Regions from separate parts of the Mus musculus genome. Here region 1 is linked to region 2. The links are chromatin loops, found by intact Hi-C in ENCODE. Cell type or tissue: gastrocnemius. All regions are shown on one strand. Each heading gives the region's core, and the rest is flanking DNA. Links, peaks and the distances in the headings are about the cores only.

The links. Peaks named below come from ENCODE experiments on the same cell type or tissue, not always from the same donor. Only the 100,000 strongest peaks of a DNase experiment are listed, where the experiment ranks them.
Region 1: it touches region 2 in a loop (2.5-fold over the local background); 2 of 42 quality-filtered maps call a loop at or near these places.

What each region holds. Positions count from the first base shown.
Region 1 is chr1:186,115,730-186,118,640 of GRCm38, forward strand. Lyplal1 (lysophospholipase-like 1) reads right to left here and starts at 1,581. Exons shown (of 5, transcript NM_146106.2): 1 at 1,428-1,581. The coding sequence starts at 1,521. In gastrocnemius, for the core only: no CTCF peak of the experiment used is centred there; a DNase peak (open chromatin) is centred at 1,601; H3K4me3 peaks cover 1,201 bases; H3K27ac peaks cover 1,632 bases.
Region 2 is chr1:186,720,637-186,723,547 of GRCm38, forward strand. It overlaps Rrp15 (ribosomal RNA processing 15 homolog (S. cerevisiae)), which reads right to left. Exons shown (of 5, transcript NM_026041.2): 5 at 450-910. The coding sequence ends at 767. Among named protein-coding and RNA genes, the nearest start is that of Tgfb2, 16 kb to the left of the region's middle. In gastrocnemius, for the core only: a CTCF peak has its summit at 1,513; DNase peaks (open chromatin) are centred at 729, 1,509 and 1,862.

The DNA of each region.
Region 1 (2,911 bases), core at 318-2,817, 600 kb before region 2:
CAAGTTTTACACACGCATGCGCGTGCGCGCGCACACACACACACAGACAATACACACAAATGAATAAAATACATACAGAATAGGTGACTCTGTTTTCAGACATACATTATAGGTTATAAAAATGTCAGTAATTTGAAATAGAAAAATAGGAAGCACTAAGCAAGGTGGTCCAGATGGGGGGAAAAGAACAAACTCTAGTTCTTTCTAAAGACACTGAATTAATTACGAGAAGGAATTACTATGTGGGAATTTTGGATGCTCATCACTGAATTCTCTTGGGTGCTGGATTATTAGGCAGCTAGCTATAAAGGTGTAAGTCTCGTGCCAGGCCTTTCCCTTTACACAACTTTTATTACTCTATTTCTAGAATGATACACCATAGTTGAGGGTTTCCCTCCCCCTCCCCCCAGAATATTAATTCCAAGTCAGACATTTGGATTCAAACCCAGCCTCACTACTCCTTAAGCAACAGCAAGAAAGCGTTTCTAGTCCCGTTTTGTTTTTTTTTTGTTTTGTTTTTTTTTTTCAAAATGGAGGGAACACTCCAATCCCGTCGTGTTCTAGTCCCCTAAGCCTACACAGGCCTCAGCATAACGCAGTGCTCCTGAAAAGCTCTGACAAGCCCTTCATTCACAATGTCCAACCCCATTTTTTTTTCTTTCCTTACTATTCTCTTGGCAGTAGCCCATGCACCATCTTGTGATCTCCTATCCACTGCTGACTCAAATTAATTGAATTGTTTTTGTTTTTAAATTTAGGTAGGCCCCTTGAGGACACCGCCTGGATCTCATTTCTTAAATTAAAAAAAAAAAAAAAATTTTTTTTTTTTCCTTTCCTGAGAACTTACCCCGGGCCAACCAAGCACAGTGAGCAAGGATTAAGTCGGTGATTCTTGTGTTTTCCTCTAAGGGTGCTCCCTAAATGAAGCGGACTTTATACTTACCTCGAAGGTTTTACAAGAGGGCATAGGGGAAACCAGGGTGGTGGACCATCAAAAAAGACAGGTGGGAGGCGCAGGGGAAACCCGCTGGTGGTGCTAAGCATACACTTACACAGTGTAAATATGATCCAAAAACGTCTCTATGACACCGGCAAGGCAGACAACAGCTTAGGACCTGCAATAGGGGTGTGTGGTGGGGTATGTATGTCAGATCACTGCTGGTCGACCCTGAAACAGTGGTTAATCCACGTGCCTGGAGACTTACACCGATATGGTGCTATGACTGAACTTGGGGTTAGGTAAGGACTGCCGTTCGACCATGCTGTGGGTGCACGGGTCAAGCACACCAGCGAAGGAAGGAAGAGGATGAAGATGAGTGCTATACAGAAAGAGGAGCCCTCGGGCGACCCTGGGCGCTGGGGGACCGAGAAGAGGGTGCTTCCCCTACTGTAGCGAGCGGGTCGGAGACCACGAGACTGTAATGCACCTGAGCCGTGCAGGAAGATCAGCGAGGCACTGTGTCTCCCGGTCGGGGACACCACACAACGCGGCAGGTGAACAGCGCTGGGCACAGCAGCCATGGCGGAGGAGAGATGGCAAGGCGCGCGGCCACGTCCCTAGCGTCACGGGGCCGCGCGCGCAGGCAAGCAGCACCAGCATGGGTGTGCGCATGCGCCGTGCCTGGCGCCCCGCCCCTAAATCTGACGAAGGAGTGCTCAGCTCTGGATTCTGCTGAGGAATGCTTTCCTTAGGTCAGGTTCCTCCATTGTAATGACTGAGAATAAACTTTAGTCCCGAGAATTTGCTGCAGGTTTTAAACTGCAGTTCTAAAGCTCAGGATCACCCAGTTTGGGAAATATTACTGTCTTTAAATTTTTACAGATATAACCATATTTTATATAACCATCCGCTTTGGGGCTTGCACCAGATGTTCGTAGCTTTTTGCACACAGGGTGACCCAGCCATATAATAATTTCTTTTGTATGTGTGTGTGTCTTTGTCTTTTTTCTAATAGTTAACAGATAGATCTAATTTAATGAGCTAGGACTTCACATTCTTTGGCATGGCTGTTAGCAAAACTGTGGGCAATGATTAGTGGAAATGATTACAAGCTGGAGATGGTTGTGCGTGGCTGATGGCAGCAGGAAGTAACATGAAAATAAGTGTGGGATTAAATGACCCACAACTTCAATTTCTGGATACATCCCCTTCCTAAAAAGAACAAATCAGGCACTTAGATAGAGGCTCCTACATCACTATCTGCGGTGGTATTTACAGACCGCAAAGGATAAAACAACCCCCATGCCATCTCCACGCGGATGGACAGGATACATGGTATGCGTGTACCAGTAAGTACCGTCACTGCTAACAAAGACAGAATTCCCATCCCAGTACAAAATAGACTAGCTTGTGTTGTAATCATAAAAAGATAAAGAGCTATAACAATATGTTCTGGCAGGGTGTGGGGGAAGGATATGTCTCAGCGGGCCCATGCCAAGGCAGTCCTTTCCCCTGTATAGAACAGAGCTTATTCAGGGCATGGGGAGAGGAGTTAAGAGTGTAGAAGAGGCAGAGAGAGGCAGGGAGTAGAGAAGCAGAGGCCCGCCATGAGCACGTGTAGAGAGGGGTGAGGGGAATGGGGCAAGAGGCAAGGGAGAGAGAAGCAGAAGTAAGAGAACACGAGAGGCAGGAGAGGGAGAAGGGGCCAAGCAGCCCCTTTTGTAGTGAGTCGGCCTACCTGGCTATTGCCAGGTAACTGTGGGGATGGAATCCATACAGAATACCAATAGCTTTGAAAACACTGTGTTGGTTAAAAGAGACAGATAGAAAAGGAGAAACTAACTGACTCCATCCAGACAGGCAGTAAAAGAAGGCTTTCCTTACAAGGGCCAACTCACTATAAAAGCCACAACAGGAAGGTAATAGGGACTGGAGTCCTACCTGCAGGCTAGGCTTGGCTTCTTACCTGGA
Region 2 (2,911 bases), core at 224-2,723:
AGCATTCAGCACCATGCTACGAGCTTCACTCTGACAGGGGCCCCGTAGTCATGGAACATTTATAGCCCTTGATTTGGCCTGAAAACATAAACCTCCTGCTCCAACCCAGGGGCAGGGTTGGGCCTCAGTGTAGAGCAGATCCAAGTGTGTGCCATGGGTGGTCGCAGGGCTCCCTTCATGGAAAGATGGAGAGAGACGGGTCCTTCTCATGAGAGCGCGTCACGCTCAATACCTACTTCCCTTACAGACTTGGTAACTGGAGCCAAGTTTCACAGAAATAGTGGAGGAAATCACACAGCTTCACTGGTTTTCTAGAACTAAAATAGAAAAGATAACAATTTGAAATTTTATGTACCTTTTTCTTAAAGGCTTAGCCACACAAACCAACGGCACCAATCACCCACCCTCCGTGACAGACAGATCTATGGATCTGAGCAGGGAAGCAGAGATTTCATATCAAATTCACTTTAATTATAAATGGGACCGCACTTTAGAAACCCTGATGGATGATGGGCATGTGTCCACAGCAAAGGATCCTAGAAAATTGCAGTTTACTGCTCAAGAAAAAAAATATTTCTCTGTACAAATATTTTAGAAAAACAGGTTAAATTTCTGTAAGAATTAAAAATACAGCTTTAATACAGTCTGCACCTGAGGAACCCTAGAGCACAGGTTCTCAGGAAGTCCTAGCATTTGGCAGATGGCCATGCGCAGGCTCCCAACCGTCGGGTCATTTGCAGCGGAGCTGGATGCTCCCGTCTGCCGCTCAACGGCTGGCTGCGGCCTCTGCCCTGCCACCAGCAGGCTCCTCGCCCTCGCTCTCCTTGTCCCAGTCCTTCATGCTGGCTCCCATCATGAAATCATCTCGCAGAATCTTCCACCCTGGGCTCTCTTCTGATTTCACTTCAGTCTAAGAAAAATCACAGAACCAAAACATTCACAAATCAATTTAACCATAAAGAAAATTTAAAAATTATATACTTCAAAACAAACTTTTCAATATGTACTTTGAAATGAGATAAAACCAAAATAATATAAAATTGATTTTATATTCTGTGCTCATGTATATACAAATACAGAGTAAAGAAAAAATTTCAATTCTACCAATGAAACATAAAAGCAAAATAATTTAGAGTTGGGGAAAATACAGATTTGGCATCACTTTTAAAAATATTTGGACAACATTAATTAACCTTTGGTGGTACCTTATTAGAAAATCCTTGGCAGTGACTTTAATGGAGCCTAAAGTTTAACCCCAAGCGCACTGAAGCGAGAAGCTAACTGGCACTGTGCAGCTGCTTGAGACAGTGCCTCTTCCAGAGTCTGTAGCAGCGCGGACATACAAGGTCTCACTGCCTGACACAGTCACGGAGTCGGGAACTAATAAAGCCCAGGAGTTAGAAGTAACTGAAGCAAGCAACAAACTCAGGAGACAAGTCATTCCACGCAGCCACGGGGTAAGACCTGGAGCTAAGGACACACGCCTTCCTTTGTGGAACAACAGCACCACCGTGTGGCAGTCGTGTGTACTGCAACACTGACGTGACCAAAACCAAGTCCTGTTCTCACAACCACAGGTAGTCTGCAAATCTATCCCATCTGGGGGCTGTGTCTATGTAGCAAGCATTTTTTAAAAAGACACCAAAATGTCCGCAAGGTTTCACAAGCTAATTACATAACTGTGCTACAGCTTGTTTATTTTTTAGGAACCTATTTATGTATTAAGAGGAAAAATGGACCGCTTCTGCCTTTGTGGGATAAAAAACTAAATCACAGCTTGCACCCAGAACAGCCGGGAGCCAGGGAGGCAGACAACTGCATAGACTGGGAGCTGACTTAGTAGTTCACGTATCGACACCGGCTGCAGTGGAACCAGCACTGGGGACTAGAAACACTCGTGTGGTGTGAGACCACGACAGTGGAATGCTTGTCAGGTGAGTGGCCGGGCCCTGTTCCCCACTGACTGCTGGACTCTCTGGAGCGGAAGCTCCACAGCTATTCCAGGTTTTCTGACTCAACCCCATGCTCTTGCTGGCACTCAGGACCAACAATTACAGCAGGCTGGCCAACTTAACTGCTCAAAGCTTTTGATTAAAGTAGTAATTTGAAATAGGGTCTCATACTGCAAACCATGTTAGACTACGACTCATTACTGTATGTTGCCCAAGCTGGACTTCAACGCGCAGCAATTCTGCCTTAGCCTCCTGAGTGCTGGGATTATAAAAATGAGCCATCATGACCTGGTTTCAATTCAGTTTTTTTTGGTTTGGGTTTTAAATTTATCAACAATACAATTTAGAATTATAAAAGGCAGTGAAACAAGATTGCTCAGTCTTTGAGAATCAGGAACAATAAATAGATTGGTACTCCAGATAGTCTGAGGGCTTTCGAAATTATGACAGTTTAAGCATACTTCATAGTCTGTAATTTGAATAGCTAAAATTCTTGTTTAAATAAAATACAGCAGGTTTGGCCTAATGGACTAGGCAAGGAACTCTCAGCCTGGAATTCAGGTTCACTTTGGTTTTAAAGCACCCATTAGACATCAAGGATGGCCAACCTGGAGTGAAGCTGAGGAGAAGGGAGGCAGGTGAGAAGGTAAAACTGAGACAATCACACAGGAAAACAGACAGACAATAGAAGACAGTGTGAAGTAGAACCCGTTCAGGAGGCTCCTTAACTGCAGTGCAGAAGAGACAGCCAAGGGAGAAGAAAGTCTCCAGGCTCAGCGTGAAGGAAAGTTCCAGAACAACCTCATGCCAGGCCTATGGAATGCAGTACAGCAGTGACTTCACAGGGCACAAGCAGGCAGAAGATCCCATCACCAAGCCACAACCTTCCTGCCAGCACTGACACAACCAGTAAGAGTGAATGGAGACACGGTACAAGAACCAGGACACTCGGGTGCTAG